Linked DNA regions of Mus musculus: region 2 is linked to region 1. Evidence: chromatin loops called from intact Hi-C (ENCODE). Cell type or tissue: heart. All regions are shown on one strand. Each heading gives the region's core, and the rest is flanking DNA. Links, peaks and the distances in the headings are about the cores only. Region 1 overlaps Aopep (aminopeptidase O). Region 2 overlaps Aopep (aminopeptidase O).

Region 1 (5,375 bases), core at 167-5,166:
GTGTTTTGTTCTCATGTGTGTCTGTGTGAGGGTGTCGGGTCCCCTGGAATTAGAGTTAAAGACAGTTAGTTAGGAGCTGTCACGTGGGTGCTGGGAATTGAACCTGGGACTCCAGAAGAGCAGTCAGTGCTCTTAACTGCTAAGTCTTCTCTCCAGCCCCGGAACTGCCCTGTCTGAAGTGAGCTCCATAGTGACTTGTGGCAGCTGCTCTCATCAGATGCCTGAGTGGAGCGTCTCCCCAGGCAACCCAGTCACCTCACATACTACTTGCCCCCTTGGGTTTTTACTCTGGGTCATCACACCATCAACTGATACAAGCACAGTCACGTGTCTCATTTTCCTTTGAAGCTTAGGTCTGAACCATAACCTGTTTTATAACTGTGGACAATATTCAGCTCCAAAGCTAGATCCATGCATGGGATGAGAGACACCCATGAGAAGGCTGCCACCCTTGCCTTCTGCTCTTTTTCTGTCCTTTGCATGGGAACCAGCCTGTTCTTTGGGAGATGGTGTTAGCACAGCCTCCCATGTCTCTACCCCACATGTCCACTTTCTGTATTGTAACATGACCTCATCAGAGGTGGAATCTATCCCTCTTCATTGGTGCACAGTGCTCCATCACATTCTGCAGGTCCTTTACATTAGAACAAATAGATGATAGGTTGTTCTCAGCCTACTATGTGCATGCATATTTCTGATGATGTGTCTTTGGCTAAGTTCCTGTGACTTGGAGCCAAAGGCTAATCCTATCCACAGATCCTCTAAGTTCTTCCATGTGTGGAACATCTGAATGTAGAGGGTCTCTCCCTGCAGCTCCACCGAAGAGCAGATGGCTCCACCCATGGATCTGTCAGACATAGGTAAGAACCAGCACTCTGGTGCAGTCTGACTGGCATCGACTTCCCCCACCCCCTGTAATGAACAGAGGTGAGACACTTTTCACAAGGCTTCAAGACATTTGCATTTCTCTCCCCATGAACTGCCCTTCACATCGCTAATTTATTTCCTGAATGTTGTTTTTCTAATCTGTTTTTAGAAGATTATTATTTGTCTGTGATATAAATTGCAAATATTTTTTCCAAATGAGTCATTTGCTTTAAAAAAAATTGGATATGCAAAAAGATGTTGTGTTCATGTGGTCTAAGTGTATCAACCTTTTGTCCCACTTGCATAAAGCTTTACAACCAGAAGCCTTCTCTACTTTTAGGCCCAAAGAAATCTGCAGAGGTCTCACTGGGACTTTCCTTCTGGTCCTTGGAAGGAGCCCATCTCACGTTTGAAAGTTAAAATGTAGTTGCCCCTTAATGCAGTTCTTCACACATGGACCCAGTGATCACAGAAAGCAAAAAGAGAAGGTGACTGGGCTATTGTGCTTTCTTTCTAGAACTTTCCTGGGAGACCAGCAGACATGAGAACAAACAGTATCCAGAATACCAAGCACTCCCAATGTACATGGAAAGCTCTAGGAAAGGCATTTTTTTCACCTGTATTTAGGAAAGAAAGGGGGAAAGGATATACAGGTGTGGGCAGGTGAGGGTTCCCAGCACTGGCCAGGCTGAGGGGGAAACACATGTGCATGTTGCCAGCACTTTTACTGAAAAGGGAAGAAACACGGTTTGAAGGGATGGCTATGCAGGAGGTGGTCCAAGGACTTGGCACATGGGCATGGCCAGTCATGTGAAGTGCATTCAAGTCAGGAATTAACTGTGTTTACTTCCCTTTTCAGAGATGCTTCATGTTCTCACTTGGAACATCCCCCATTGACAGGCTCCTAGAAAAATAGCTTCCATAACTGTCAATTGTCATCTGGTATGTGCTGAGACAAGGGCCTCATGCCTTTAGATTTCAAAATTAGCCCAAAGAAGAGTTGGAATTATGAGTGTGCAAATAAATAAGTAATATTCAGATAGTTGGCAGTAATCTGAAGGGAGCAACCAGGCCTGCCTATCTGTCGATACATTAAGCAGCAATGTGTATGTTAGTGGTATAAGAAACACATACTAACAATGATATCGGGCATATGATAATGTTTGCCTTTTTAAATGCAATACTTTTGGAATATTCTTATAGTTTCCTTATATTACACTTTAACAATCTCTTCCCAAATGTCTAATATTTTTTTAAAAAATCCTTTACTCCCCAGTTTCTCAGTGTTTTTCCCTTCTTGGTTTCTGGGCCGTTCTGGCACCGATGGGCACTCTGTTGGCAGTGCACAATAGCTGGCACAGAGCGTGCTCACCATACATACTTGTGGAATTAAGGAATAAAAATCCGAGACAAGCCATTTTCCACATGCAGAGTGGCCTTACCTCACACCAAGCACAGAATCGATTCCCAGCGGAAACTGTGAAACTCTTTGAGGAAAACATGAGCAAAACCTTTGTGTTCTCAGATTAGACCATGGAATTGCTGACACGATACAAGCAAGTCAAAAAAGTAAATCAGATTCAGTCAAAAATAAAAACCTTTGTGCTTCTGGAGCACTACTAAAGTAAAGGCATAGCGGCACAGGACAGACAGACAGACAGACAGACAGACAGACAGACACACACACACACACACACACACACACACACACACGCATCACCTTCTGCCTTCCCGGAACTCAGCCTCACTGTATCTGTGTACATCCTCTCTCGCTGTCTGTCTCTGTCTCTGTCTCTGTCTCTGCCTCTGTCTCTCTCTCCCCCTTGCTTTCTGTTTCTGCAAATTCTTTGCCATGTCTTTGCTTATATCTTCCCTCTTCAATTCTACGTCTGTTTCTTTTATTTTAAGAAATGCAACTTATATTTTTATACATGGGAGTTTTTTTAAAGCACCACTAGGGAATTTGTCCAAGGGCTAAAGAGCCTGGGTACCAGAGACTGTACTATGCTCCAGGTCGCCTTCCTATCCAAGGCATAGAAACAGACACACACAGAGTAGATCTTTGATCCTAAGAACCCAGAATTCCCACTGGGATGAGGGTAAATATTTATCTCTATCTGGATTTGCTGGCTGCTGCCTGGTTTTTGGCTTACTCAATATCCTATTTGGCCAGAGACCAGTCAGGTCAGGAAAAGATCACTCCACAGCTCCAGCCTTGGACACATTCGGGAAGAGCCTCCAAACAGTTCCCATATAAACGTTAAAGGGTCATCTGAGTCCACTGCTCACATAAGGAAACACATAGGAGAAAAGACATGTTCTGCCCTCACAGTGAGAGAAGAAAACCAAATATGGAATATTCACTTTTGCATTTCTTCCCATACTCTCTCTCATCTAAGACAAGAAACAGCCTACAAAGGCGTAAACGTGCTATCTAGTGGTCAGGATGGAGGAAATAGAAAAGGGCTTGTCATCTCCCAGGTCTAGATTTTCAAGTCCTAGTTTAACAACCAAGGTTCACTTTCCTAGTCTACAAAACCAAGACAAGGAACATCTATTTCAGAGAGTTTTTCCAAAGACTCTGGCATCACACAGGCAGGGCATGGACATGGATCCTAAGATGTAGGGCACTTTCATTTTGGCAGGAGCCCTGGACAGATCTCACTGTCTGTACAACAGAATTTCAGAGATTCAGATCACCATGGTCCTCTGGATCTAAAATAGAGACCTGTCTCTAAAACTTGTATGCACTCAATTCACCTGTGAAGCAGCTTCATCATATATTGGCAGGCAACACTTGTAAGCTCCACTGGGCATATCTGTTTATAGAAACAATACCAACTCCCCCATCCTGCCACTGCACAGGGAGACAGAAATCTACAGCTCACATGGTCACCAGCACCACCAGCATTACCAGTACCCTCCTTTCACTGTTGACAGTGCCACTGCCACGCCACAGCTATCACCAGCTCCACTAGTGACACCATCAGTCTCACCTCCCCCCACCTCTGCCACTGGCACCTCATCTTCTTCTCCCATGCAACTATCAGCATCTCTCACACCACAGAGCATCAACCAAGACCTAAGACTGAAAAAGAATGACTGATGGTGAATCCACCAGGCGTGCAGTCTTAAAAAGAAGAATTTATTTAGAAAACTTTTAAGCCAATTGTATAAAGTGTGACACCATCTCAATGTGTCCTCAGACACCCCTGACAGTTATCTGCTGTAACAAATGTCACCGAATAAAAGGCATCCCCCTCCTTACTTCCTATGGGGACCAGGGAGGAAGGACAAAAGTCAAGGACTGAGAGAAAGCGCCCTAGGCCCATGGGCACCTCCACTACAGCTCTGAACCTGGGCTACTTATTCCTAGTGTCCAAATACATGCGATCAGAGATTACAACCATGTAGGGCGGGGAGCAGCCACGGTGACCGGGACTGGCTGTATTTCCATGTGACAAAGATCTTGAAGATCACAGGCAGCACAGCATCCCTAGCTGTCCAATGGGAGGCTGGAAGCTTAGCAAGAAAACTGTATCAATATCTTTAAAAATAGATTTAACAGATATTTTACTGTATTTTCCACTGAAAAATAACCTTTTCCATATTTTTAAAGGTCACAAATTTTTATTTAAAAAAAAACATGTACTTTTATTTTCTTGCATCCTGAAACATAACAAATTACAAACCTTTAAACAGAAAATTGTTAACTGCTCCATTTTAAGAGCCTTTTTAAAAAGTAAAAGTCAATGATAAGCTGATACTCTGAGTACCAGCTCTACAGCTAGAGGCAAACTTTACAGCTAGTTATAAATTCTTAACTATGAGTTAACACAGAAGCTGAAGCCTTTTACCCTGGCCACACTGTGGGCACCACTTTAATTGCAGCCTTCCAATAGAAGAAAACAGTGCCTCTCTGGCATCACAAAAAGCCTATTAACTTCCCAATTACTAAAGGAAGAAACAGTGTTAGAACGCAGGATGGGAGCCAAAGACAAAAGAACACCGGGAAGCCCAACTTCAAATCCTGGACTTGAAGGTCGCAGGCCTCTGAGCTAGTGTGTTTACTTCACTTATTTAAAACAAGCCAGAGTCTGGCCAAGTCTCAGAGCAGAGTATTTGTTTAACAAATAAGGATGTGTGTTTCCTGAAGTATCTCTAATTGAGGTTTAAGATCCCACCTCCTTGGAAATTCAGGGCTTGGCCAGAGCCCTCACAGGCCTTGACTGTGGATCTCTCTTCTAAAGGGGGAGGGGGGAGGGGAGGGGAGGGCTGCTGTTCTCAGGGAGCAGGCGCTTGGAAAGCTCTAGGCAAATGCCTGGCCTTCCACTGTTCCTCCACCACGGTGTCAACAGGAGACACAGCTGGAGAAGGTAAAACCAATACCCAATAGGATTTATAAATCGAGCAATTCAGTATGAGAACAAAGTTTAAAAATAGTAACCTGGGGGAGGCCCATACTCCTCTCCTGCCTTCTCTAGCTCTTTCCTCTTCAGTCAGATTGT
Region 2 (5,375 bases), core at 281-5,280, 54 kb before region 1:
ATGCTCCTCACTTTCCCAGCATGGTGGAGGCTGGCCACTCCTCTGCAGAGGACAAGTGTACTAGATGCCTGAAGCTTGTATCACGCCCAGCCTGAAAACTGTCCCTCTACTGCTCCTTAATGCGACCCACCCAGCCAGATTAGAGTGTTGTGTCCATTAATTTAAAACATGCCTCCAGCAGAGAAGGAAGGAGGCCTTTGTGACTCCCAGAAGCTGCTCCCTTCCTGAGGGAGGAATTCAATTTGGAAAGGAAATGGAGAATTTCATCAGATCTTAAGTAGGAGCTAGTGTTTGATTTATTTCTGCTTTTTTTCCAGGGAGGCCTGACCAGCATGGCCCCATCCTGCTGGAGAGGGGGAGAGGGGGAGAGAGGGGGAGAGGGGGAGAGGGGGGGAGAGGGGGAGAGGGAGGGAAAGAGAGAGGGAGAGAGAGGGAGAGAGAGAGAGAGAGAGAGAGAGAGAGAGAGAGAGAGAGAGAGAGAGAGAGAGAGAGATTGATTTAGCAGCTGAGCCCAAAAGCCTCAGCACCAGGTCACCACAGGCTGAGTGGACAGAAAGAGAGATTGGGAGTTTCCAGGAGCAGCAGATCCTGGGTCTTGGGTGGAAGGTGGGGAGGGAGTTGTGAGGATTGGAGGTGAGGGAGATGGGATGAGGAGTGGTCAAGTACACTTTTGCAGAGGTGTCATGGAGACATATTTACCAAGCTTGAATTTCTTGTGAACTTAATATTTTTCTAAATTTCAACAACAAATGGCGTCCACCATCAATATGCTTAGAGAAAGAGAGAACTTGGAAGGAGAAAGGAGCCCTCCTTTCGCTAGTATCCACCTGGATGATTCCAAAGACCTTAGAGTCAATCACATAAAAGCAACCTTCTCTGGTGTGGTTTAATAGCTGACATGGTTTGGACAACTGCAGTAAATGGGCATAGGGGGCTGGGTTGGAGTAATCTCAAGAGGAAGTCCTGTGTCCCGTCCCCCCCCCCCCCAATTCGCACCTGCTTCCTTCTTCCTCCATAAGTTGCCTGCCCAGCAATGCCCATAAGTGCACTTACCATCAGTTCCTGTCCCTGGAGTCAGACCCTTCAGTCCCTCTTTGTTGACTGTGGTCTAATGTAAGGAATGTATCTGTCACCTCAAAGGCCACAAAGGATGGCCTAGAAATGCTGGCCATTCTTACCCCCTCTACCTCTGTGACTACTCAACAGGGAACGGCCACTTTCCATCTTCCTCATCTGTGATGCACTGTAGCAGATGAGTCTTAAAAGTGTGTGGGGGAGATGATCAGGTTTTTTTTTTCCTTTTCTTTTTTTAATATTTATTTATTGATTGATATACATCCCAAATGCTGCCCCCTCCAAACCCCTCTCTCAGAATCCTTCCCCCATATCCCATCCCCTTCTTCTCTGAGAGAGTGGGGTCCCCTGAGCTCCCCCTCCCAACATCAAGTCTCTGCTAGATTAGGCAGATTTTGTCTCATTGAGGCCAGACAAGGCAGCCCTGTTGGGGAAGGGATACCACAGTAAGGCTACAGCTTTAGGGAGAGCCCCTGCTCCAGTTGTTGGGGGGATCACATGGAGACTGAACTGCACACCTCCTACATATGTGTCATGTGTCCAGGGTCTCCTTCTAGCCTGTGAAACTACCCTTAACATAGTTCTCAACAGCTTGAGAGAAAATTGTTACATCCAACGAGTGTTTCAGGAAACATAGGTTTAGCAGAAAAGGCTATTGTTATTGCTAGTTGCTGCCCCACCCTCCTCTCTGTGTGTGTGTGTGTGTGTGTGTGTGTGTGTGTGTGATGGTACAAGTGTGAAGGTCAGAAGACAATGTATCAGCTTACAGAGTCAGGTCCTCTCCTTCCAGCAAGTGACTTTACCTGCTGTAACTCACCAGCCCAGTACATTTAATTATTCATTTATCTGGATGCATATTGGCTCAAATGGCCACTATGACAATGGCAGAGGAACTGAGGACTGCCCCCGAGCTCCAAGCTTTACCGTTTATCAATACAGTGTGCATGTGTGGAAGTCAGAGAGAAACGCTGGGTGTTCCTTAGGAGCTGTCCACCTCATACTTGGAGACAGTCTCTTTCATTACCTGAGACTCACTAACTGGTTCTCTAGGCTCCAGGGATCCTCCTGCCTCTGCCCCCTGAGCACTGGGGTTACTCACATGGCTCTCCTGCTGCGTTTTCATGTGGTGATCAAACCAAGCGCTACTTGAGCAGCAGTTTCCTCAGCCCAGCATGGCTTCCTGCTCCCCTTTCCTAAGGACACACCCTGCTGGCACACTAAGGACACACCTCACACTGAGCTCCTCCTACACTCGCTCTACCCTAACCGTAGAAAAGGTGGTTATTGCCTCAATTTACAGATGTTGAAGGTAAAGTGCACAGAGTTCTGCTCTCCAGGTTGGCAAGCAAGGTCACTAGCTCTCAGTGAGCAGGCGATGCAGCCCAACCCAGTACTGACTGAAGCTCATTCTGGTCTACTCTGCCAGACTCCCTGGGCTTAGCTGTAGCTGCTAGGCTCCTGGCTTTTCTGTGCAGCTCAAGCCCCTGGTATGATGACCTCAGGTTTCTCAGTGTTTTATCAGCAGAGTCATGGAAATAAAAACACCATCCGTGCCTTAGGATCTTTGTCCCCTGTGACTACATCACAGCCAGAACTGGCCCGATAAAACAGGCCTTTGGATCAGCAATGCTTTAGTGTCTTCCCGGGAAGAAGGGAAGAAGAGAGGGAGAGATACTACTCTACAACTATGCCCTGTGTTCTCCTTAGAGAAACAGGTGAGGCCAGCTTCTGGTACATGGCTCCAAAGGCCCTGGAAGGGCCACACACCTATTTTAACTACAGATGGATATTTGTGGGGGTGGGGCAGAGTGGAACAATCATAAACTAAATGTGCTAAAGAAGTCAAGATAGCAAAATGAGGGTAAATGGAGGACCAGGGATAAGGAAATGAAGGAGGGAGGAAGTAGATAACACAAAATTAAACAGAAAAACAAAACCGAAAACCAAGGATATGGAGGAGGAGAAAGGGGAGGAGATGGTAGGCAGGCAACAAGAACCGAGAGCAGGGGCAAGTCTCCTAAGCTGCAAGAAGCAGCAGGAGACTTTAGAAGTAGCAGAGGCAAACTGGGAAGCAGACATTGGAGGGAAGAACACACTGTATGTTAAACAGAGTAAGCCAGTCAGGCATGGTGGCTGGGGTGGTAGCAGTCAGTTTATCCCAGTTAGCTTCTCCTTGCTGTGATAACACACTGGTCAAAACTGACTTGCTAAGAAGGGGTTTTATTTCATTTATCTCATACTTCTATGTCAGGAGGCAGGAACCTGAACGTGGGAACTGAAGCAGAGACTATAGAAAAAATGTTGCTTACAGGCTTGCTTGACTGATCTTTCAAGCAGCCCAGGTTGAGTCCTCCTCTACAATTAGTGGTCGAGAAAATGCCCCACAAACCAGCCTGCAGGCCACTCTGATGAAGGCAGTTCTTCAGATGAGAGTCCCTTCTCCCAGGTGGATCTAAGCTTGTGTGAAGTTGGCAAAACTAAGTAGCACACAACTTGACTGGTTTTGTTCTCTACAGAATCCTGACTAACATAGTGCTACACACCTTGAATACCAGCACTTAAGATGCGGTAGCAGAAGGATCATCTCAAGGTTCAAGGTTATACTGGGCTATACTGAAACTGTCAAAAAAGACAACAACAACAACAAATTCAAATTAAACCTATCTAAACAAACAAACAACAACAACAACAACAAAAACAAAAACAAAAACATTAGGCCAAGGTTATCGGCTCTCCAAGCTCATAGTCCCAGGTTTGACACTTAAGTTGTCTAAATGGCCCACACCTAGGTCCCACTAGGGATTGTGGTCAGTGCTTGTGGGAGACAGGGTCAGGCTCTAAAGCAGATGCACTGGTGACAGGAGAGAGGCTTCCTAGTGAGTCTGGGAAAGAAATGAGTCTTTGGGGATGAGACAGTGTTGTCATTTCGTTGTTGGGCTCAGTGTTGCTGAGAATAAGTAGCTGCCAACACCAGTGCCAAGACCACCTCACCTGGCTTTGGAAGGCCGTGTCCAACAGCAAACCAGCAGCTTCTCAGGTGCTGAAGGGATTGGTGAGTGGCAGGCACTTTATGTCTGTCCCACCAAACAGTACTACATATACACACAGAGACTATGGCCTAGACTTTACCTCTCAAGCAACCACCCATGCAGAGTTAAGACTCCACTATGGGGGGCTGGATACACCTTGCTGAGACTGTCTTTCCTTAAGAAGCAGACAAGGGTGTCTTTGCTCTTCTGAAAGTTCAATGAAACTGCATTTGGGTATTTTGTGTTTAAATGCTAAAGAATTAAGGCAGGAAAAATCAGTATTTGATTGAGTTTCCCAACTTCTTAAAGAACATGAGCTGCTAGTGGTTTCTGGATTCTCAAAGATGAAAGCAGATATATATTTCTCTTTCTTTTCTTTTCTTTTCTTTTCTTTTCTTTTCTTTTCTTCTCTCCCTTCCTTCCTTTCTTCTTTCCTTTCTTTCTTTCTTTCTTTCTTTCTTTCTTTCTTTCTTTCCTTCTTTCCTTCCTTCCTTCCTTCCTTCCTTCCTTCTTTCTTTCTTTCCTTTTTTTTTTTTTTTTTTTTTTTGTTATTGGCATACAGGCCACTCTGTTTCTAGTATTTCAGAGACACAACCAAATGTACCATAAAAGCAAATATTGACTGTTTTGCAATGTGTGTCTTGACCTGTCTTTAATTACACTGGTGCAGAAAGCTGTATGTTTCCTGCTGGACCTAGAGAACTTTCCTGAAAAGTACATTTCAATTAGCATCCACTGAAGCACACAGATGACAAAACATAATTCTCTCTACTTCCTCACCTCTCAACAAGAGTGAATATGTTTGTTCCTATAGAGCTAATCAAGTGAACTTCCACCATGACACAGGACATGTCTTTATTTAACACAATTATGCATGCTTTGCTTTGTCCCGAGACAGCAATACAATAGTGGGCCAAGAACTGAACTATGAAACACACTGCATACGAGAGTCTGTTATCTATGGTTATATTACATGGAAGCCTGGAAACTGCCTCATGAGGAGACAAGTCTGGACAGTCTGGACCCACCTTTAATAAGAACAGCTTGATTATGGTTTCCTTTGAAATGGATTCGCTGGATCTACAAGTCAAGCCTCCCTAAGATCTCCATCTAGAAAAATAGGCTAGGGGGTTCCCCCCAAATAGCAGACATATGGCCAGAGAGTTGTAGATGCAAACTTAAGACACAATAGACTCTGAGACTTTGGGAGTTCTGGTGTGAAATGCACCCAGTTGCCCTGTAGGGGCTGGCAAAGGCATATTTGAATCAGAA

What was found. Hi-C counts contacts between places; a loop is a spot of excess contacts. Peaks named below come from ENCODE experiments on the same cell type or tissue, not always from the same donor. Only the 100,000 strongest peaks of a DNase experiment are listed, where the experiment ranks them.
Region 2: it touches region 1 in a loop (2.0-fold over the local background); 1 of 42 quality-filtered maps calls a loop at or near these places.

The regions. Positions count from the first base shown.
Region 1 is chr13:63,094,571-63,099,945 of GRCm38, reverse strand. All of the region lies in intron 5 of Aopep (aminopeptidase O), which reads right to left. It overlaps Gm46422 (a long non-coding RNA gene), which reads left to right and starts at 5,195. Exons shown (of 3, transcript XR_001780981.2): 1 at 5,195-5,243. In heart, for the core only: a CTCF peak has its summit at 2,821; a DNase peak (open chromatin) is centred at 3,015; H3K27ac peaks cover 328 bases.
Region 2 is chr13:63,148,398-63,153,772 of GRCm38, reverse strand. All of the region lies in intron 5 of Aopep (aminopeptidase O), which reads right to left. Among named protein-coding and RNA genes, the nearest start is that of Gm30409, 19 kb to the right of the region's middle. In heart, for the core only: a CTCF peak has its summit at 2,307; DNase peaks (open chromatin) are centred at 2,222 and 2,622; H3K27ac peaks cover 1,470 bases.